4 separate regions of the Homo sapiens genome follow, and regions 2, 3 and 4 are each linked to region 1. Evidence: chromatin contacts called from ENCODE Hi-C or POLR2A ChIA-PET data. All regions are on one chromosome and are shown on one strand. Each heading gives the region's core, a stretch centred on a gene start or an enhancer-like site at or near the end of the contact. The rest is flanking DNA. Distances are from core to core; before and after follow the strand shown.

Evidence for each region. Hi-C counts contacts between places; a loop is a spot of excess contacts on that map. ChIA-PET counts read pairs that join two places held with the same protein, here RNA polymerase II (POLR2A). Pooled maps may share reads with other maps.
Region 2: a loop to region 1 is called in a map with no recorded cell type, with 13 times the contacts of the local background. The contact joins two enhancer-like sites. A Hi-C loop is called at or near these places in 3 of 37 single-sample maps with no recorded cell type and 8 of 50 pooled maps. POLR2A ChIA-PET finds 5 or more read pairs at or near these places in 3 of 52 experiments (GM10248, H1 and naive thymus-derived CD4-positive, alpha-beta T cell).
Region 3: a pooled map shows a loop between it and region 1 (3-fold over the local background). The contact joins two enhancer-like sites. A Hi-C loop is called at or near these places in 3 of 50 pooled maps. POLR2A ChIA-PET finds 5 or more read pairs at or near these places in 4 of 52 experiments (A549, OCI-LY7, WTC11 and 1 more).
Region 4: a loop to region 1 is called in a pooled map, with 5 times the contacts of the local background. The contact joins the promoter of DUS3L here to the enhancer-like site in region 1. A Hi-C loop is called at or near these places in 2 of 37 single-sample maps with no recorded cell type and 11 of 50 pooled maps.

The regions. Positions count from the first base shown.
Region 1 is chr19:6,201,538-6,207,019 of GRCh38, reverse strand. No RefSeq gene overlaps it. Among named protein-coding and RNA genes, the nearest start is that of ACSBG2, 69 kb to the right of the region's middle. RefSeq lists enhancers at 2,894-2,943, 2,964-3,013. Within about 2 kb of position 3,424, at least 3 of the 41 ENCODE cell types and tissues checked have a DNase peak (open chromatin) inside an H3K27ac peak, as active enhancers do; they include OCI-LY7, where a contact is called at or near this core.
Region 2 is chr19:5,824,811-5,829,723 of GRCh38, reverse strand. NRTN (neurturin) reads right to left here. Exons shown (of 3, transcript NM_004558.5): 3 at 1,400-1,975. The coding sequence ends at 1,551. Among named protein-coding and RNA genes, the nearest start is that of FUT6, 12 kb to the left of the region's middle. RefSeq lists silencers at 614-663, 1,364-1,693, 1,864-1,933, 2,732-3,026 and an enhancer at 1,301-1,989. Within about 2 kb of position 1,568, at least 30 of the 41 ENCODE cell types and tissues checked have a DNase peak (open chromatin) inside an H3K27ac peak, as active enhancers do.
Region 3 is chr19:6,535,006-6,539,826 of GRCh38, reverse strand. TNFSF9 (TNF superfamily member 9) reads right to left here. Exons shown (of 3, transcript NM_003811.4): 3 at 3,903-4,821. The coding sequence ends at 4,761. Among named protein-coding and RNA genes, the nearest start is that of TNFSF9, 6.4 kb to the right of the region's middle. RefSeq lists enhancers at 1-2, 2,453-2,662, 2,973-3,072, 3,823-3,912, 4,773-4,821 and 1 more. Within about 2 kb of position 3,571, at least 3 of the 41 ENCODE cell types and tissues checked have a DNase peak (open chromatin) inside an H3K27ac peak, as active enhancers do; they include OCI-LY7, where a contact is called at or near this core.
Region 4 is chr19:5,788,080-5,793,235 of GRCh38, reverse strand. DUS3L (dihydrouridine synthase 3 like) reads left to right here and starts at 2,073. Exons shown (of 13, transcript NM_020175.3): 1 at 2,073-2,192; 2 at 2,901-3,189; 3 at 3,517-4,029; 4 at 4,838-4,879; 5 at 5,060-5,156. The coding sequence starts at 2,095. RefSeq lists an enhancer at 1,891-2,350.

The DNA.
Region 1 (5,482 bases), core at 2,175-4,674:
CGACTAATTTTTGTATTTTTTTAGAGAGGGGCTTTCACCATGTTGGCCAGGCTGGTTCTGAACTCCTGACCTCAGGTGATCTGCCCGCTTTGGCCTCCCAAAGTGCTGGGATTACAGGCGTGAGCCACCGCACCCTGCCCATTTGTTTTGTTTTTTGAGGCGGGGTCTCATTCTGTCACCCAGGCTGGCATGGGGTGGCGCTATCACGGCTCACTGCAGCCTCACCCTCCCAGGCTCAAGCAATCCTCCCACGATGGCTTCCAGAGTAGCTGGGGCCACAAGCACATGCCATCAGGCTCAGCTAATTTTGTTTGTTTGTTTTTTAATTTTTGTAAAGATGAGGTCTCGATATGTTGCCCAGGCTGGTGTTGAACTTCTGGGCTCAAGCGATCCTCCCACCTTGGCCTCCCAAAGTGCTGGGATTACAGGAGTGAGCCACTGCACCTGGCCTTAATTTTTTTTAAACGTCTCCTTGTTGATACTTGTGAGTTCCTGGAGAATTCTCAGTGATTTTTTCTTTTTTCTTTCTTTCTCTTTTTTTTCACATGGAGTTTCGCTCTTGTTGCCCAGGCTGGAGTGCAGTCGTGCGGTCTCGGCTCACTGCATCCTCCGCCTCCCAGGTTCAGGTGACTCTCTTGCCTCAGCCTCCCAAGTAGCTGGGATTACAGGTGTCTGCCACCATGCCTGGCTATTTTTGTATTTTCAGTAGAGACAGGGTTTCACCATGTTGGCCAGGCTGGTCTCAAACTCCTGACCTCAGGTGATCCACCGGCCTCGGCCTCAGATCTGTAACCAACTCTCATTATGTGTATGTTACACTTTCTGTATTGTCCCGCGGTTCTTTTCCATTTGTTCATTTCATTTCATTGTGTTTTTGTCTTTTCTTTTTTCTTCTTAATTAATTTTTTTTTTTTAAATAGAGGCAAGGTCTTGCTAAGTTTCTCAGGCTGGCCTTGAGTGCCTGGGCTCAGGCAGTCCTCCCCACTCAGCCTCCTAAAGTGCTGGGACTATAGGCATGAGCCACCGTGCCTGGCCTCTTTTTTTCTTTAAGATTTTCAGCATGGGATGTTTCTATTGACCTAGCTTCAGGCTCACTCAAGATTTCCTTGGCTGTATTCAGTCCACTGCCGAGCCCATTGGAAGCATGCTTTTTTTATGTCAGTGTTTTTGATGACCAACATTTCCTTTTGATTTCTTAGAGTTTCCATCTCTGCTTACAAGAACCCACCTGTTGTAAGTTCTGTCTGCTTTTTCCATTAGAGCTCTTAGCATATTATTATTTAAAATTGATATCAGCCAGGCGTGGTGGCTCATGCCTGTAATCCTAGCACTTTGGGAGGCTGAAGCGGGCGGATCACTTGAGGCCAGGAGTTCGAGACCAGCCTGGACAACATGATGATACCCTGTCTCTACTAAAAATGCAAAAAAAATTAGCCGGATCTGGTGGCGCATGCCTGTAATCCCAGCTACTCCCTGCTGGGTGAGTGCAAGGTTCCTGGGAATCCCCAGTACCTGACACTCACAACATACCCTGTTGGGAGGTGGAATTCAGGGACAGTTCAGGCTTGGATCTTGCTCTCAAGGGGTTCCCCAATGTTCTGGATGGGTGGAGAGAGGGCTCAGTGCTGGAGAGCCTCAAGAAGTGGGGAGGGCTTTCTGGAAGAGGGGACATGAATGCGGGGATTCACAGGATGTATATGAGTTCACTAGATAGAGACTGTCTGGAAAGGTGAGCTGAGCATGCTCAGGACTGGGCCATTGAAAAATCCCACTAAGCGTAGACTTAAGTGGGAGCTCTTGTCAGCTCCCTGTCCTGAGGACTCTTCCTTGGGATCCCATAGAAGGTGGGCTGGTGGCTTCCTGCCCGCAAAACACTCCGGGGAGAGGCCGCGTGCCCTTTACCCTGCCATGATGGCACCAATGCTGGCGATGACCCACTCTTCTGAGTTGAGACCCATGATTCCCACGCTGTGGAAGCGCTCCAGGCCCAGCTAGGGGAGGGAGGTCCTCGTGAGGCACTAGGAGGCTCAGCCATCCCCGCCCCACCTGCCCGGGAGCCTCAGGCTGAGAACCTTTGGCTCCCTTTTCTCTGTCGCCTGTTTCTTCTTTTTCTTTCTTCTTCTTCTTTTTTTTTTTTTTTTTTTTTTTCTGAAACAAGGTCTTGCTCTGTTGCCCAGGCTGGAATGCAATAGCGCAATCATGGCTCACTGCAGTCTCAACCTCCCCCAGCCCCAGCAATCCTCCCGCCTCAGTCCCCCAAGTAGCTGGGACTACAGGTGTACACCACCACCCCTGGCTAATTTTTTAATTTTTAATTTTTTTGTAGAGATGGGATCTCACTATGTCACCCAGGCTGGTCTTGTACTCCTGGGTTCAAGCGATCCACTCGCCTTGGCCTCCCAAAGCACTGGGATTACAGACACCTCTCTTGTCCTGTTTCTTCTGTTGTTTTCTCTGATAAAATAACCCATCCCCCTCATGACAAGCAACCACACTTTCATCTAGAACTGGGGCTCTCAGCCAGGGGGTGACTCTGTTCCTCAGGGGACATTTGGAAATACTTGGAGACATTTGGGGTTGTCATAGCTCGGGGAATGAAACGCCACTGGCATTGATGGAAACTAGATACTCACAGGACATTCTCCACCACAAAGAATGATTCGGCCCCTAAGGACAACGGCCCTGAGATTGAGAAATCCCGGAAAAAAAAAAAAAAATACAAACAAAATACCTTCCTGACATTTTTAAGCATGCATACTTTACAGAGCCAGGGCAATACTACATGTACGTTATCAAGACCTGCCTTTGTTCACAAAACCATTCATCTTGACTGTTTTCCCCAGTCTTTAAATATTTCTCTGCAATATCAAATCTAACATAATATCATCTAGTATAGAGATGACATGATTTAATCATCCCCCGTATTGGCTGATACTTATGTAGGCTCTGGCTGCTGGGTTTTTTTGTTGTTGTTTTCACTTTTTTTTTTTTTTTTTAATGAGACAGGGTTTTGGCTGGACACAGTGGCTCACGCCTGTAATCCCAGCACTTTGGGAAGCCAAGGCGGGCGCATCATGAGGTCAGGAGATCAAGACCATCCTGGCTAACACGGTGAAACCCCATCTCTATGAAAAATACAAAAAATTAGCCGGGCGTGGTGGCAGGTGTCTGTAGTCCCAGCTACTCGGGAGGCTGAAGCAGGAGAATGGCGTGAACCCGGGAGGCGGAGCTTGCAGTGAGCCGAGACCGCGCACCACTGCACTCCAGCCTGGGTGACAGAGCGTGACTCCATCTCAAAAAAAAAAAAGAGAGACAAGGTCTTGCTCTGTCACCCAAGGCTGGAGTGCAATGGTGCGTTCATGGCTCATGGCAGCCTCGACCTCCTTGGCTTAAGCAATCCTCCTGCCTCAGGCTTCTGAGTAGTTGGGACTACACATGCACCACCACGCCCGGCTAATTTTCATATTTTTTAGAGATGGCGGTCTCACTATGTTGTCCAGGCTGGTATAAGCCACCATGCCCAGCCTGGTTTCACTTTTATTAGATAAAATGTTGGGGCGAACGCCCTGGTAGCTCAAGCTTTGCCTATGCACTGTGATTATCTGTGCCGACATATGGATCGACTTGACAATTTAAGATGGTGTAACTCTCTTGGTTCCATTCACTCAGGTGAGTCCATCGGATCCAGGTGGAGCCCCTCCCCACCACTCCAGACTCTTGGATACAACTGCCCACCCCTCATTTCCTCGTCTAACACGCATCTCAAACCCAAACAGCCCAGCTAGGGGAGGGATGTTACCCACAGCCCTCATCCCTAAATCTCCTCCCTCCACTCCAACCTACCATAATCTCAGACAACAGCAGCTCCATCCTTCAAGTGGCACTGACCAGAAAACTTTGGTCATTCTCAGCGGGTTTTGCTGAGACACCAACAAATTCTGTGGGCTCTGCTTTCAGAATCCGAACGCTTCTCACCCTCTCTCCTGCTACATCTTGGTCCAAACTATCATCATCTCAATCTCAGCTGGTCTCTTTCCCCTCAGTCTGTCCTCCCCACAGTAGCCAGAGAGCGCCGTGAGCACCTGAGTCAGGGCATATCCCTCCTCTGCCTCCATGGCTCCCACTCCCCCTCCCCTCGGGTAAAAGCCAAGTCCCCCACAAGGCCCACCAGGCACTTCTCAACCTTCCCCACCCCCTCCCTCCCTCACTCTGCTCCAGCCACAGGGGCCTCCTCCTCACTGCTCCTTCAACACAGCAGGCACTGTCCTGCCTCAGGGCCTTTGCACAAACTCCCCTTGACCTGGAACACCATCCCATAGATCTTTTCTCTTCATTGAAGTCTTTGTTGAAATATCACTTTCTCTCAGTGAGGCTCTCCTTAGCCACCTTTTTCTTTCTTTCTTTCTTTTTTTTTTGAGACAGAGTCTCACTCTGTTGCCCAGGCTGGAGTGCAGTGGCGTGATCTCGGCTCACTGCAACCTCTGGCTCCCGGGTTCAAGTGATTCTTCTGCCTCAGCCTCCCAAGTAGCTGGGATTACAGGCATGCACTACCATACCCAGCTAATTTTTGTATTTTTAGTAGAGACGGGGTTTCACCATATTGGTGAGGCTGGTCTCGAACTCCTGACCTCAAGTGATCTGCCCTCCTCTGCCTCCCAAAGTGCTGGGATTACAGGTGTGAGGCACTGCACCTGGCTAGCCGCCATACTTTTAAATTCTGCCCCCACCTCAACAGTTTACTCCTTTACGTGCTTTGGATTCCTCTGAATCACTGAACACTGTCTTACCTATTGCATAATTTACTTGTTTATTACATTGACAGAACAAGTCACAGGAGGTCTCTTATCCCCTTTCCTGATCTGAAAAATGGGTGTTCATTAATTCAACAAACATCAGAGGGTTGGCGCTGGTACAACAACAAGGCAATCTGGCCTCTCGCCCTCAAGGAAATGACCAAATAAACAAATGACCTTGGTAACTTGTAGCCATGATGATGAAAACTGGGAAGAATATTTTTTTGTGACAGAGTCTTGCTCTGTCGCCCAGGCTGGAGTGCAGTGGCATGATCTCGGCTCACTACAACCTCCACCTCCCAGTAGCTGGGATTACAGGTGTGCCACCATGCCTGGCTAATTTTTTTTGTATGTTTAATAGAGACAGGGTTTCACCATGTTGCCCAGGTTGGTCTCAAACTCCTGACCTCAAGTGATCCACCCATCTCAACCTCCCAAAGTGCTGGGATTACAGGCGTGAGCCACCGTGCCTGGCCCTGGGCAGACAACTTTTAAAGGGGCTGTCACAGAGAGGGGGAAGAGGGCAGGTTCGGGGAACCAGGGTAGCAAGGAAAGACCTCGCTGAGGAAATGCCACTGGAGAAGAGACACAGTAAAAACCATAATAATGGCCAGGCACAGTGGCTCATGCCTGTAATCTCAGCACTTTGGGAGGCCGAGGTGGGTGAATCACGAGGTCAGGAGTTTGAG
Region 2 (4,913 bases), core at 319-2,818, 380 kb after region 1:
GCTGTAGCTGTGGGTCCCCGGGAGCCAGGGGCTAGGGATGTTCCTTCATGGCTGGGTGATTCTCCCTGGGGGCGGTTTCCGATCTGCGCCCTCCAGCTTTGCGGGGGGTGGGGGGATGCGGGCTGAGCCTGGGAAGGGACACTGTGGTTAGAGGGTGGTCCTAAGGGCAGACGTGTGGGAAGGAGGGGAGGGGGCCCAGCTAAGGAGAAGGGTTGTAGCCTTGGGAACCCCCAGTCTGAGGGGCAGGAGGGGAGGAGTCTCGCCTCGCCGGTGCCTGCTCTGGGCTCGCAGTGCCCGCCCCTTCCCCGCCCCTCAGACCGACCGTGGGACCCGCCGACCCCTCCCGCGCTCTGGCAACCCAACACCCGAGGCCTGCCAAGCATCAAGGTGACACCGTGGGGAAATCTAAACACCGAGCCGGGCTTTTTCCATACTCCGCAGGGGCTCGTCGTAAATCCCCCCCGTGGAGGCCCGGCCAGGGCTTTTATGGGCCGAGGACCCAGGTCTCTGGGGACCCAGCTCTACACCAGCAGGCGCCGGCTTCGGGCTGGATGGGGCTGGCGCCCGCCCCAGGCCTCTCCCCGCCGGGAGGTGGGCAGCGTGCGGGTATTTTTAGTAGCTGGTGGAAGGAGATAGTGGCTTTCAGCTCACCCTGGTGGGCGAAGACCGGCCCGAGGAGGCCGTCGGATAAGGGAGGCCCAGGTCCACCTGGACCTCACTCTCCTCACCCCCAGAGTGGCTCCCCCTTCCTAGAAACCCACATAGCGGGATCAGTGCGGACAGGGAGACGCTGGGGAACTGATTCCACCTGGATCTCAGGCTCCTCACCCACAGTGTCTCCCCCTTTCCCCCTCTCCAGAAGTCCACACAGCAGAGAGGTGCAGTCAGGAACAAGCTGGGGAAACTGGGTCCACCTAGACCTCAGTCTCTTCATCCCAGAAGCGAGAGGTGCAGTCAGCGACAATCTGGGGAAACTGGGCCCACCTAGACTTCAGTGTCTTCATCCCAGAAGCCCGCACCGCGGAGAGGTGCGGAAGGGAACAAGCTGGGGAAACGGGGTCCACCTAGACCTCGGTCTCTTCATCCGAGCGTAGCTTCCCTTTCCCCTCCCCAGAAGCCCACACAGCGAAGAGGTGCGGACCGGAACACGCTCGGGACGGGCAGAGGGACCCGTAGGGAGGCAGGAAGGACGGTCCCTGCCAACATAGCCCCATTCACCCCATTTTCCTTTTTGTCCGCCATAAACTGGACCCACTTTGCATCTACCCTTCCCCCAAAGCAAACAGCATCCTCCCACTACCCTGCAGCTGGGCCCCCCCCACTGGTCCCCGCTTTCCCGGTGGAGACGGCGACGTGGCCCACACGCGAGCCCCTCGCCGAGGATGAATCACCAGCCAGCTCGAGTTGCCACACTTTATCTCAGTACAGTTATCGCGAGAGTCCCGGGGCCGCGCCGGCGTGCTCTACGCACGCGCAGTCTTTCGCGGGGCCGGCCAGTGGTGCCGTCGAGGCGGGGGGAGTGGCCGCCGCGCCGGCCGAGTGAGGTAGGGTCACACGCAGGCGCACTCGCGCGCCGACAGCTCGTGCACCGTGTGGTAGCGGCTGTGCGCGTCCAGGAAGGACACCTCGTCCTCGTAGGCCGTCGGGCGGCAGCAGGGCTGCGCGCGCACCCGCTCCCGCCGCAGGCGCCGCCGCTGGCGCAGTCGTCGCAGCCCGAGGTCGTAGACGCGCGCGGCAGCCTCGCAGGCGCCTGCGCAGTAGCGGAACAGCACCGTCTCGTCGGACGCGTAGCCCAGGCCCAGCTCGCTCACGCGCACCTCCAGCTCGCGCAGCCCGCAAGGCCGCGCCCCCAACCGCGCACGCGCGCGCCGCCGCCGGGGCCCCGCCCGACGGCGCGGACCTGGGGGCCGCCCAGCCCAGGGCGTCAGCTCGCGCAGCTCCATCGCATCCGGGGCCCCCTGCAGGAGTGCACGGTCTGCGAGGGGAGGAAGAGAAAGGAGGGGGGGTCAGTGGGTGCAGGGGGTGGGAGGGAGCCCCCTACCCTCTCTGTACCCCTGCAAACGAAGACCCTTGCTGGGACGCCAGGCCTAGACGGCTTCTCGTCTCACTCCCAGGTCCCAAATTTCCCCACCCTCTTGCTGAGCTGCTCATGCACCCTCTCTGGGCGGCACTGGGGGGCACGTACACACTCACACCCCTACGCTGGTCCAAAACCCCTTTCTGAACCCTGAGCCTATATTGGCTGCCCAGAACCTGGTCCATCCTTTCTGGGCCGCTTTCCAGCCCGTCTCACCTTGAGCTGAGCTGACCGGGGTCTCTAACTCACCTCCTCTGGGCCCCTCTCTCACCCCATTGCTGCTCCATTCTCCTCGTCCTCCATCGCAAATCTATCTGGACCCCGCCCCTATGCTGGGCTGCCCCAGGACACTGGTGCATCCTCTCTGGGCAGCACTGGGGGGCTGCTTCCCATGCCCTATCCCTCTTTAGTGAGGTTGTCATAGGTCTCTAGAGCCCCCTCTTCAGGCCCCGACGTCTGCTCTGAGGCCCCGGGCTTTTCAGACTCCCTCCATCCCCACTGCCCCGCTGTGCAGTGGAGCCTCAGTTTCCCTATCCAAGAAATGAATCGGGGTGTTTGGGTTTCTCAGAATGCAGAGGAGCAGCAGGTACCGCAGCCTACTGCATCCGAAGCCTGTGTGGGGACCCCACTCCATGGAGTGGCAGCAGCTACTGTCAAGGCCACCCCCATGTGACAGGTGACAAAACGGACCATCCCAAGGTCACATCATTAGCAGGTGGCCGAGAGAGAGCGACAGAGGCGGGCTTAAAGGTCATTCTTCCTGCCTTCATCGTTCACCCAAGTTTGGCCCAGGTCCAGCCGCTTTCTCCCACACTCGCCAGGAGGTGCCCAAGTCACCGATTCCCAGGGCCTGGCAGCCTAAATTTATTACCCAAGCGGTGGCTCCACCCCCAAACTCGGAAGCCCCGGGAGAGAACTGCAGACGCTGGAATGACAGGCAGCGCTGCTGGCGGACCTGCAGGCAGGGGACTCCCAGCCCCAGAGCAGGTGGCAGTCACGCTTGTGGTTGGGAGAGGAAATCTTTAGTCCCCACCTGCCCCCCGGGCTGGTGCACCTGGCTGTCAAAAGAATGAGCCTCTGGGTGGCCCTGGGGAAGGAGGGGCTGTCTGTCTCCTGGGGTTTGGTGGGGGAGGAGATGTCTGTTCCCACAGGGGGTCTCAGAAACGAGACAAACCCAGCCTCAGAGCATGACTCTGCCACTTTCGCCACTTGCAACCTCAGGCCTCAGTTTCCCTGTCTGTCCCATGAAGCTTCCATGATCTCTGTCTTGGCCGGGGCTGAGAGGGTGGGAAATCGGTGCGGGGGGTGGGCGATGACTGAGCAACCTAGTCCGTGTTCTTTAAGCCCCGGAGCAGGACTGGAGTGGCCAGGACTGTGCTGGGGGGTTAGGGGGCACACCCAACCCCAGAGGGGTGCATCGAAGCAGACATTTGTGGGCTTGCCCGATACAATACAGGTGCCCGGCTAAATCTGAATTCCATATAAACAATGAATAATCTTTTTTTTTTTTTTGAGACGGAGTCTCGCTCTGTCGCCCAGGCTGGAGTGCAGTGGCGCGATCTCGGCTCACTGCAAGCTCCGCCTCCCGGGTTCACGCCATTCTCCCGCCTCAGCCTCCCGAGTAGCTGGGACTACAGGCGCCCGCCACCACGCCCGGCTAATTTTTTTGTAATTTTAGTAGAGACAGGGTTTCACAGTGTTAGCCAGAATGGTCTCCATCTCCTGACCTCGTGATCCGCCCACCTCGGCCTCCCAAAGTGCTGGGATCACAGGCGTGAGCCACCGCACCTGGCAACAATGAATCATCTTTTAGGATGTCTGTCCCTGCCTCCCTGCAGCGGGGCTGGCTGCTTGCACAGGGGCTAGAACACAAGGTCCCCAGCCTGAAATTCCACCAGGAGCCTAGAACATGGGGACTTGGGGAGTCAGTGGCCACTCGCTTTTTGCAGTAGGGCAGACAGGCACCCGCCCATGGGCCCTGACCCTCCGCAGTGCCTGAAATTCCTCCATTCGTGCTTTGCCCCCCGCACCCCAAGTCCTGGAGCACTGGATTTTGGGGGTCCCGCCCGGGTCTCTGTCCCAGAGTCCTAGGAAGGACTTCACGCCGCTTGCAGAGAGGGAAGTGGTGGGAGGACAGAAGTGGAGCTCGTGCTGGAGGCCACCCTTGTGCATTGTAAGGACAAGAAAAGAGGATTGTGTGGGCTGGCAGGGGCGGGCGCAGACGCGCACATGGGCGTACTCGTGGCCCACACCCAAAGGCGCTGCACACGCACCCTGCCGGCATCCACGCCTCAGATGCCCGCGCAGGCGCACGCATGGACATGTGCGTGGGCACAGGGGTCAGGGCCCACGCACCACCCTCACCCCACAGCACCTGCGGTGGGGCAGGCATTAGGGATTGGTGGGGAGTTGGGCGAGGGTCTTGCCCTCAGGGTGGGCATTTCTGTGTCCCTATAGCAGCACTTTTGCCCGTGTCTGTGCCCCCAGCCCCGTCTCTCCTCTCTCCACCCCTCCTCACCCCTTCGAATCTCTGGGCCTTTCTTCCGGTTTTTAGCTCCTGCTCCATCTCCCGCCTCCCCTTGGTCCCTGTCCCCTGGGGCAGGTCACTGGGACCTCAGATCCAGCCTCTCTCTCCTCCCACCGCCCCCCCTGCTGCGCCGCGGGGGCCAACCAGGCGAATGCCCAGGTCTAATCTCCATCTGGCCCCCACGGGACCTCAGGGCAGAGCCTAATTCCTTGTGACAGCTGAGCCGAAAGACCCCAGTTCCCAGAAGTCACCCTAGCTCCACCAGGCCATTGGGGGAATTTGCAACCTCCCTCCACCCCATCTTTTTTT
Region 3 (4,821 bases), core at 2,322-4,821, 330 kb before region 1:
GGATTACAGGCATGAACCACCGAGCCTGACCATGGATTCCATTTTCTTCTCCACGTGGTGCTCTCCCTGTGTGTGTCTGTGTCCAAATTCCACCCCCTACCCTCACTTCTTTTGGAGACAGGATCTTGCTGTGTCACACAGAGCGGATTGCAGTGGTAATCACAGCTCACTGCAGCCTTGACCTCAAGGTTCTAGTGATCTCCCATCTCAGCCTCCCTAGCAGCTGGGACTACAGGTATGCACCACCACACCCAGCAAATTTTTGTATTTTTTGTAGAGACGGGGTCTTGCTATGTTGCCCATGACTGGTCTCAAGCCTCTAGGCTCAAGCAATCCACCTGGCTTGGCCTCCCAAAGTGCTGGAATTACAGGCAGGAGCCCCCCTATCACATCCAGCCAAAGCCCCCCTTTTATAAGAACATCAGTCATATTGGATCAGGGCTTACCCTAATGACCTCATTTTAACGTGATCACCCCTGTAAGACCCTATCTCTAAATAGATGCAAAGTCAGGCTGAAAAGGCTGGAACTCAGGTACTTTCCCCATTTGGAACTAAACTTTCTCATCAGAGAACGGGCCTCAGAAGCAAGGTTATGGTTGGGTCATTGTAGATTCAGGGTATGGAAAAGAAACCTCAAACAAGAAAAACAGTTCCAATAAGAAATACCGGGGGGGTGGGCGGACATGGTGGCTCACGCCTGTAATCCCAGCACTTTGGGAGGCTGAAGTGGGTGGATCACTGGAGCCCAGAAGTTGGAGACCAGCCTAGCCAACATGGTGAAACCCTGTCTCTACTAAAAATGCAAAAATTAGCTGGGCGTGGTGGCGCATGTCTGTAACCCCAGCCACTCAAGAGGCTGAGGCAGGAGAATTGCTTGTGAACCAGGGAGGTGGAGGTCGCAGTGAGCTGAGATCGCACCACTGCACTCCAACCTGGGTGACAGAGCTAGACTCCATCTCAAAACAAACAAACAAACAAACAGAAATATAATTTTCCTTTTTTCCCTTAACAATTATACAATACAATCAACAGACTGTAATAGAAAACTGTCCCTGCTTCCAAATCAACAGTGGACCATTGTATGCATTGTCAGGTCTTTACATAAGAAGAGTGAAAGCTTTATTTGTAATTCTTTGTGGGGCAGGCGTGGTGGCTCACGCCTATTATCCCAGCACTTTGGGAGGCCGAGGCAGGCAGATCACGAGGTCAGGAGATCGAGACCATCCTGGCTAACACAGTGAAACTCCGTCTCTACTAAAAATACAAAAAAAATTAGCCGGGCGTGGTGGCAGGCGCCTGTAGTCCCAGCTACTCCAGAGGCTGAGGCAGGAGAATGGCATGAACCCGGGAGGCGGAGCTTGCAGTGAGCCGAGATCACACCACTGCACTCCAGCCTGGGTGACAGAGCGAGACTCCGTCTCAAAAAAAAAAAAAAAAAAACCACAAAAATTAGCTGGGCGTGGTGGCACATGCCTGTAGTCCCAGCTACTCTGTAGGCTGAGGCAGGAGAATTACTTGAACCAGGGAGGCAGAGGTTCCAGTGATCTGAGATTGTGCCACCACACTCCAGCCTGGGCAACAGAGTGAGACTTCAACTAAGAAAAAAAAAAAAAGAAAGAAAGAAACACAGAAGCAGTCCAAGCCTCTGATAAACTCCCTGAATAAATGCTTAAAAACTCCTAGTCTGTAAGAGAGTGTGCCTCTGACCTAACTCGGCTAGAAGCCCCTCTCAGGTTTATTTTCTCTAAAATAAACCTGTCCTTGACTGTTAAGCCACCTTTCATGTTTCTTTCCTCTTTCTTTAATTCTTACAGATGGTGGAGGATTGCTCAAGCCCAGGAATTTGAGACCAGCCTAGGCAACATAGCAAGACCTCATCTCTACAAAAAAATAAATAAAATTGCCAGGTGCAGTGGCTCACGCCTGTAATCCCAACACTTTGGGAGGCCAAGACAGGAGGATCCCTTGAGGTCAGGAGTTCAAGACCAGCGTGGGCAACATGAGGAGACCCCGTCTTTACAAAATTAAATTAAATTAAATTAAAAACAAGCCTCTAGAAGTTGGAAAAACAAGGAAAGCAATTATCCTCTAGAGCCTCCAGAAGGAAAGCAATCCTTCAGTCAACTTGATTTTAGCTTAGGGGAGCTCAGAACCCCAAGGGGGCCAGGCACGGTGGCTCACGTCTGTAATCCCATCACTTTGGGAGGCCAAGGCAGGCAGATCACTTGAGGTCAGGAGTTCGAGGCCAGCCTGGCCAACATGGCAAAACCCCAGCTCCACTAAAAATACAAAAAAAATAGCCAAGAGTGGTGGCCTGTACCTGTAATCCCAGCTACTCAGGGGGCTGAGGCAGGACAATCACTTAAACCCAAGAGGCAGAGGTTGCAGTGAGCCAAGACTGCGCCACTACACACCAGCCTGGGCAACTGATGAGAGTCTTTCTCAAAAAAAAAAAGAAAAAAGTAGGTGTGGACACAGAGCCAAACTATATTAATGACCTTCTTTGGAAATAGGGTCTTTGCAGATGTAATTATTTAAATTAAGATGAGGTCATATTGGAAGAGGATGGGCCCTGAATCCAGCATGACTGGTGTCCTTATAAAAAGGGGAGAGTTCGGGCCTGGTGCCTTACACCTGTAATCCTGGCACTTTGGGAGTCTGAGGCAGGAGCGTTGCTCGGAGTTCAAGACCAGCCTAGGCAACATAGCAAGACCCTGTCTCTACAAAAAAAACAATACATAAAAAGGAAGAAGAGGCCGGGCATAGAGGCTCATGCTTGTAATCCCAGCACTTCGGTAGGCCAAGGCAGGTGGATCGCTTGAGGTCAGGAGAAGTTCAAGACCAGCCTGGCCAACATGGTGAAACCCAGTCTCTATTAAAATAGAAAAATTAGCTGGGTGTGGTGGCATGTGCCTGTAATCCCAGCTATTCGGGAGACTGAGGCAGGAGAATTGATTGAACCCGGGAGGTGGAGGTTGCAGTGAGCCGAGATGGCGCCACTGCACTCCAGCCTGGGTGACAGAGTGAGACTCCTTCCATCTCAAAGAAAAAAACAGGAAGAAGAGACAAAGAAATGAAGTCACACAGAAAGAACACAGCCATGTGACCAACAGAGGCAGAGACTGGAGGATTGCTGGCAACCACCAGAACTTAGGAGGAGGCAACGAAGGCCTTCTCCCTGGAGCCTTTAGAATGAGCATGGCCCTGTCAAGACCTTGACTTTGGACTCTGGCCTGCAGAACCGAGCGAGAACAAAGCTCGTTTGCTTTAAGCCACCCACTTTACGGTACTTTCTTATGGCAGCCCTAGAAATCTATTAGGTTGAGGCAAAAGTTATTGCAGTTTTGCCATTAAAATGGCAACCCATGTCACCAGCAAGAGGCAAGAAGGAAATCAAAGTAGCTCTGGTGTCTCTCTGGAACTCTGTGGTCACACCTGAGTCTTTGCACAACTTCCTCTTCTCCACTCTCTAGCCTCTGTGGTCCAGCCCACCCACATTTCTGGGGAGACCTGATTGGCCCAGCTCAAGTCACGTGTCCAACCTGACCCAATCAGCTGGGACGAGAGAATTGAATCACCTGTTGCCAGGGGTCTTATTCAAAACAGGCAAACAACCCGCTACCAGACAGGCGGTGACCAATCAGATTTGACTAATCAGATTTGACACTGGCTCCTGGACCAGAATTGGGGGGAACCATCCTCCTCTCCCCACAAATCACATGTTAAGCCCTGGGTTGCAGAATCACAGGGCTATCTTAGCCAGCCAGAGGATGTGTCTAGTTATAGGGGTGGCCGTGAAAGATCTGTATGGTGGGGAAACTATGGGGCTGAAGAAACTGGCCAGCTCTGTAGAGCAGAGACGGACAGCGTGTGCTGGTAATTTAACAACCAACTCTCCAGAGGGAGGAAAAATGAGTGTTTATTATAAATTGTACTGGCATGTAAACAACCTTGGCAACATAGCAATACCGTCTCCGCAAAAAAATTAAAAAGTTAGCCAAGTGTGGTGGCACACAACTGTGGTCCCAGCTACTCGAGAGGCTGAGATGGGAGGATCACCTGAGCCTCGGGAGGTCGAGGCTGGAGGCTGCATTGACTCATGATTGCACCGCTGCATTCTAGCCTGGTTGACAGAACAAGACCATCTCAAAAAAAAGAAAGAAAGAAAAAAGCTAGCCCCCAAGTATCACACAGGAGGTGGAGGCTGGGGATGAGTCTTTAAATTCCTCACGTATTACCATAACTCAGATTTTCTTTCAGTCTATTTCTAGATGTTTCTATAGCCCCCTAGCCTGGGCACAATGCTGGCACATTACAGATGCTCAATACACACAAATAAGCAAATAAGTACAATGAATTAATAGAAAGGATGAATCCCAGTTGCTTGGGAGGCTGAGGCAGGAGGATCGTCTAAGTCCAGGAGTTCAAGACCAGCCTCGGCAATGTCGAAGACCCCCCCCCCCCCAAAACAACTCCTCTAAAAAAGTCCATTCACAAACTCAGGATCCTCTTTAAATAGAAATATATATATATATATAATATATATAATATATTATCTGAGCTCAGGCTCAGAATAAATATCAAGGTCCAACTTGGGGAAGGAGTGGGTGAGGAGGGTCCTCAAGGGGAGGTCAGCAGCAGGGACCCCTGCCAAGCCCCTTGAGGTAGAGAAAGCAGCAGGGACCCAGCACCAGGGGTCTCCATGAAGGATGGAGTAGGATTCGGACTCTGTCCAGGTGGGCTGCACCCAGGCTGGACGTTATTCCGACCTCGGTGAAGGGAGTCCGGCTGGGATTTCGGGGGTCACCCGGAAGAGTCCC
Region 4 (5,156 bases), core at 824-3,323, 410 kb after region 1:
CTGTACTCCAGCCTGGGCAACAGAGCAAGATTCTGTCTCAAAAAATAAATAAATAAGTCTATTTTTAAAAATAAATAAGTAAATAAATAAATTTAAATAAATAAATAAACTCTGTCTCTCAAAAACAATTAAAATGTGGCTGGGTGCGGTGACTCACACTCAAGGCAGGTGGATCACTTGAGGCCAGGAGTTTAAGACCAGCCTGGCCAACATGATGAAACCCCATCTGTACTAAAAATACAAAATTTAGCCAGGCATAGTAGTGGGCGTCTGTAATCCCAGCTACCTGGGAGGCAGAGAAAGGAGAATCGCTTGAACCGGAAAGGTGGAGGTTGCAGTGAGCCGAGATCGCGCCACTGCACTGCAGCCTGGGTGACAGAGCGAGACTTCCTCTTAAAAAAAAAAAAAAGAAAAAAATTCCAACAGCCAAGGGTGGCATTCCCAATCCACCTTACTGCTTTATTACCTACTCACTTACGGTTTAATTTACTTATGTACAGTTGACCCGCGAACAACGCGGGTTTGAATTGCATCCATCCACTTATAAGTGGCCTTCGAAAAATAAAATACAGTTGGCCATCCGTATCCGCGGGTTCTTTAACCCCTACCAAATGCGGAGGCAGGATGGGAAACCTGCGGATACAAAGGGCGGATTTTTCCTATACAGGGATTCTGTTGGGCAACTGGGGGACGAGTATACGCGGATTTTGGTATATGCGGTCTTGGAACCAATCTCCAAAATTCCGAGGAGTATTATGTTTTTCGTCTGTGTTTCCGACTCCCAAGTTAGCTCTTAAAGGTAATGATTTCTCCGTTTTGTTTACTACCACGCCCCCAGCATCTAGCACAGCATCTGGCATACAGATGCTCAACTAATTATTTGTTGAAACTAATGTCCTGCATAAAAGTAGTGTAATTTACTTTTTTTTTTTTTTTTTGAGATGGAGTCTTGCTCTGTCGCCCAGGCTGGAGTGAAACGGCCGATCTCGGCTCACCGTAACCTCCGCCTCCCAGGTTCAAGCGATTCTCCTGCGTCAGCCTCCTGAGTAGCTGGGATTACAGGCGCCCATCACCATGCCTGGCTAATTTTTGTATTTTTAGTAGAGACGGGGTTTCGCCATGTTGGCCAGGCTGGTCTCGAACTCCTGACGTGCCCACCTCGGCCTCCCAAAGTGCTGGGATTACAGGCGTGAGCCACCACACCCGGCCTTATTTATTTATTTATTTAGAGACAGTCTCGCTCTGTCCCTCAGGCTGGAGTGCAATGGCGTGATCTCAGCTCACTGCAACCTCCACCTCCCGGGTTCAAGCGATTCTCCTGCCTCAGCCTCCCAAGTAGCTGGGATTACAGGTATGTGCCACAACGCCCAGCTAATTTTTTATATTTTTAGTGGAGACGGGGTTTCACCATGTTGGCCAGGCTGGTCTCAAACTGCTGACCTCAAGTGATCCGCCCGCTTCGGCTTCCCAAAGTGCTGGGATTACAGGCGTGAGCCACCGCTCCCGACCCCTAATTTACATTTTTAAAAACCCTAGCAGGGGCCGGGAACCATGGCTCACGCCTGTAATCCCAATGCTTGGGAGGCCAAAGTGGGAGAATCGCTTGAGCCCAAGAGTTCAAGATCAGCCTGGGCAACCTGGCAAGACCTCGTCTCTACAAAAAATTTAAAAATTATCCAGGCCTATTGGTGCATGTCTGTAGACGCAGCTACTTGGGAGGCTGAGGTGGGAGGATAGCTTGAGCCCAGGACGAGGCTGCGGTGAGTCGTGATCGTACCGCTGCACTCCAGCCTGGGCGACAGAACGAAACCGTTTCAACAGAACAACAAAGACAAAAACCTCCAAAACACCCTAACAGTTAAATTTCCTCAGTCCAGAAGCTGATTGCAGTCCAGTTCGCAATTGGCCAGGCTCTAGTTTATATAGGACCTGAGGCTCCACCCATGTGCAGGCACCGCCCCCGTGGCGTCACGAGCGAGCAATGGCGTCATTGGAACGACATGAGCATGCGCACTTCCCCAGCACAATCAGGGAAGACACGCGTGACCCGGAAGGTCTTCCCGCCACACTCCAGAGCGGATGTGAGGGGCGCCGATGGCGGAGGGAACGGCGGAGGCTCCTCTAGAGAATGGTGGTGGTGGCGACTCGGGAGCCGGAGCTTTGGAACGAGGAGTGGCGCCCATTAAGCGTCAGTGAGTCGCCGGGGCAGGAGGGAAGCTGAAGGGCCTTTTCCGGCACCCATAGCGCGGTCCGAGCTGTGCATGCCGGGAGATTAGGCAGCGGCTGAGGGCGAGAAGCCACCGGCTCTTCATTCCGGGCCGTTCTTCCGCCTGCAGGGTGGTCAGCGGAGGTACCTGAGATCGTGCACGTTGGGGCCTGTCACATGCGCGAAGGACACCACGTGCATGCTAGGGCAGGTGGGATTTGAGGCCAGGCCCGCGCTGCATACTGGGGATTGTAGTCCCTGCATATGGACGTACGGCGCATGTGCTCTGCCAGCGGCCGTTACTGGCGGGTCTTGGGGTTGAAGCGAGTGCCGCGGGGCGTGCTGGGGCCTGCGGTGTTTGAAGGGCCGAAAGGCGTGCTGGGAAATGTGGTGGCTTAGACTCCGCTTCAAGGCATGCTGGGAATTGTAGTTTTTCGCAGCCTAACGTGCGCAGGGACGTTCTTGACTGAACCTGATAATAGTTTCGCGCAACACTTTGGACAGTGAGGACCCAGGGACAAAATAGGTCTTTTTTGAGGCCGTGAGGGGCTCCCAGGCTGGGAGCTGGCTGGTTCTTAAGTAGTGAGCTCCCCATCAGCAGAAGGATTTAAGGACGTGCAAGTGTTTCTAGCCTCCTTTCCCCAGTGTTTATTGACTATGTTCGGAGGGTTTTCCTTTCCCTTTCTGTCGGCAGATACCTCACCACCAAGGAGCAGTTTCACCAATTCCTGGAAGCCAAAGGGCAGGAGAAGACTTGCCGGGAAACCGAGGTAGGAGACCCTGCTGGCAATGAGCTGGCTGAGCCTGAGGCTAAGCGGATCCGACTGGAGGATGGACAGACGGCGGACGGGCAGACGGAGGAGGCAGCAGAGCCCGGGGAGCAGCTACAGACTCAGAAGAGGGCCCGGGGACAAAACAAGGGCCGGCCCCATGTGAAGCCCACGAACTACGACAAGAACAGGCTGTGTCCCTCCCTAATCCAGGCAAGTGCGGCCACGTGAGCATTCCTGCCGGGGCAGGCAGGAGCAGGGTGTGTTTCCTGGCAGCGGGTAATTGTTAGAAAGCTCCTGGGCCTTCAGCAACGAGCAGTGAGCTTGCTCTGATGCCATTCCGTCTTCATTCTCCTCGGGATACATTGTAGGGCTTGTCATTGTTCTCATTGTATAAATGGAGATGCAGAGGCACGGTGAGGTGCCTGACTTGCTCAGGGACACAAGAGCCAGGAGGGGTGATCTAGAGTTTGAACCCTGGCTGCTGGGCTGCCCCGGGGTCTCCCTGTCCTCCCTCACTGCTTCCCTGTTTCCTCGCAGGAGTCGGCTGCTAAGTGTTTCTTCGGTGATCGCTGCCGCTTTCTGCACGACGTGGGGCGCTACCTGGAGACCAAGCCGGCCGACCTGGGCCCCCGCTGCGTGCTCTTCGAGACCTTCGGCCGGTGCCCCTACGGCGTGACCTGCCGCTTCGCTGGGGCCCACCTGAGGCCCGAGGGACAGAACCTGGTGCAGGAGGAGTTGGCGGCCCGCGGGACCCAGCCCCCGTCCATCCGCAACGGCCTGGACAAAGCCCTGCAGCAGCAGCTGCGGAAGCGCGAGGTCCGCTTCGAGCGAGCTGAGCAGGCCCTGCGCCGGTTCAGCCAGGGCCCCACACCCGCTGCCGCTGTCCCCGAGGGCACGGCAGCCGAGGGCGCTCCCAGGCAGGAAAACTGTGGTGCCCAGCAGGTCCCCGCAGGGCCGGGCACTAGCACCCCTCCCAGCAGCCCCGTGCGGACCTGCGGGCCCCTGACGGATGAGGACGTGGTCAGGCTGCGGCCCTGTGAGAAGAAGCGGGTACGTGTTGAGGACAACGTCAGTAGCAGATCTGTCCATCTGGTGTGCGTCTATTAAATACCAGCTGTGTCCACGTTCCTGTTCTAGCTGCCTGGGAGTCAGAGGCTGTGTGCCTTGAGGGAGCTCCTGGCTGAGTCTCCCTCTCTGTGCTCTGTCCTGGGCCCAGCCCTCAGGAGGTGGGGACAGAAAGAGCTGGACAGGGCCGGGGGCGGTGGCTCACGCCTGTAATCCCAGCACTTTGGGAGGCTGAGGCAGGCAGATCATTTGAAGTCGGGAGTTCAAAACCAGCCTAGCCATCATGGTGAAACCCTATCTCTACTAAAAATACAAAAATTAGCCGGGCCTGGTGGCGGGCACCTGTAATTCCAGCCACTCAGGAGGCTGAGGCAGGAGAATCACTTGAACCCAGGAGGCGGATGTTGCAGTGAGCCAAGATTGTGCCACCGCACTCCAGCCTGGGCAACAGAGCAAGACTCTATCTCAAAAAAAAAAAAAAAAAAAGAGCTGGACACACTCTAAGTCTCAGAGGGTCAGGGTCGGGCAGCGGGGGACAAATGTGGGAGGCTTCCTGGAAGAGGGGGCATTGGGACTGGGTTTGGATGGTTAAGTAGAAGCTCTCCAGTGGAGGAGACGATGAGGAAAGGAACATTCCTGATGAAGGGATTGATTGGCACATGCAGAGGCCCAGCAAAGGAGCCAGACCATTTGGGCCAAGTGTGTCCTAGACTGTGGGTAGAAGGGAGGCTCCAGGGCCTCAGCAGCTGGGGTGGAGGCCAAGCTCCACTTGTGTGTATTTTTTTCCCTCCAGCTGGACATCCGTGGCAAACTTTACCTGGCCCCCCTCACCACGGTAGGACCTGGGTCAGGTGGCTGGTCGGGTGGCAGGGTGGCAGTGTGGTCATTCCAACAGGGCTTAGTGTCTGTCCCCACCTACTGGATTGTGGGGCTGGGGCGCATATTCAGGGTTCTGCTGTGTGTGTGTGTGTGTGCGCGTGCAAGAGCATGTGTGTCTGTCCTGCTCCCCCCGCAGTGTGGGAACCTGCCCTTCCGACGGATCTGCAAGCGCTTCGGGGCGGATGTGACATGTGGAGAGATGGCCGTCTGCACCAACCTGCTGCAGGGCCAGA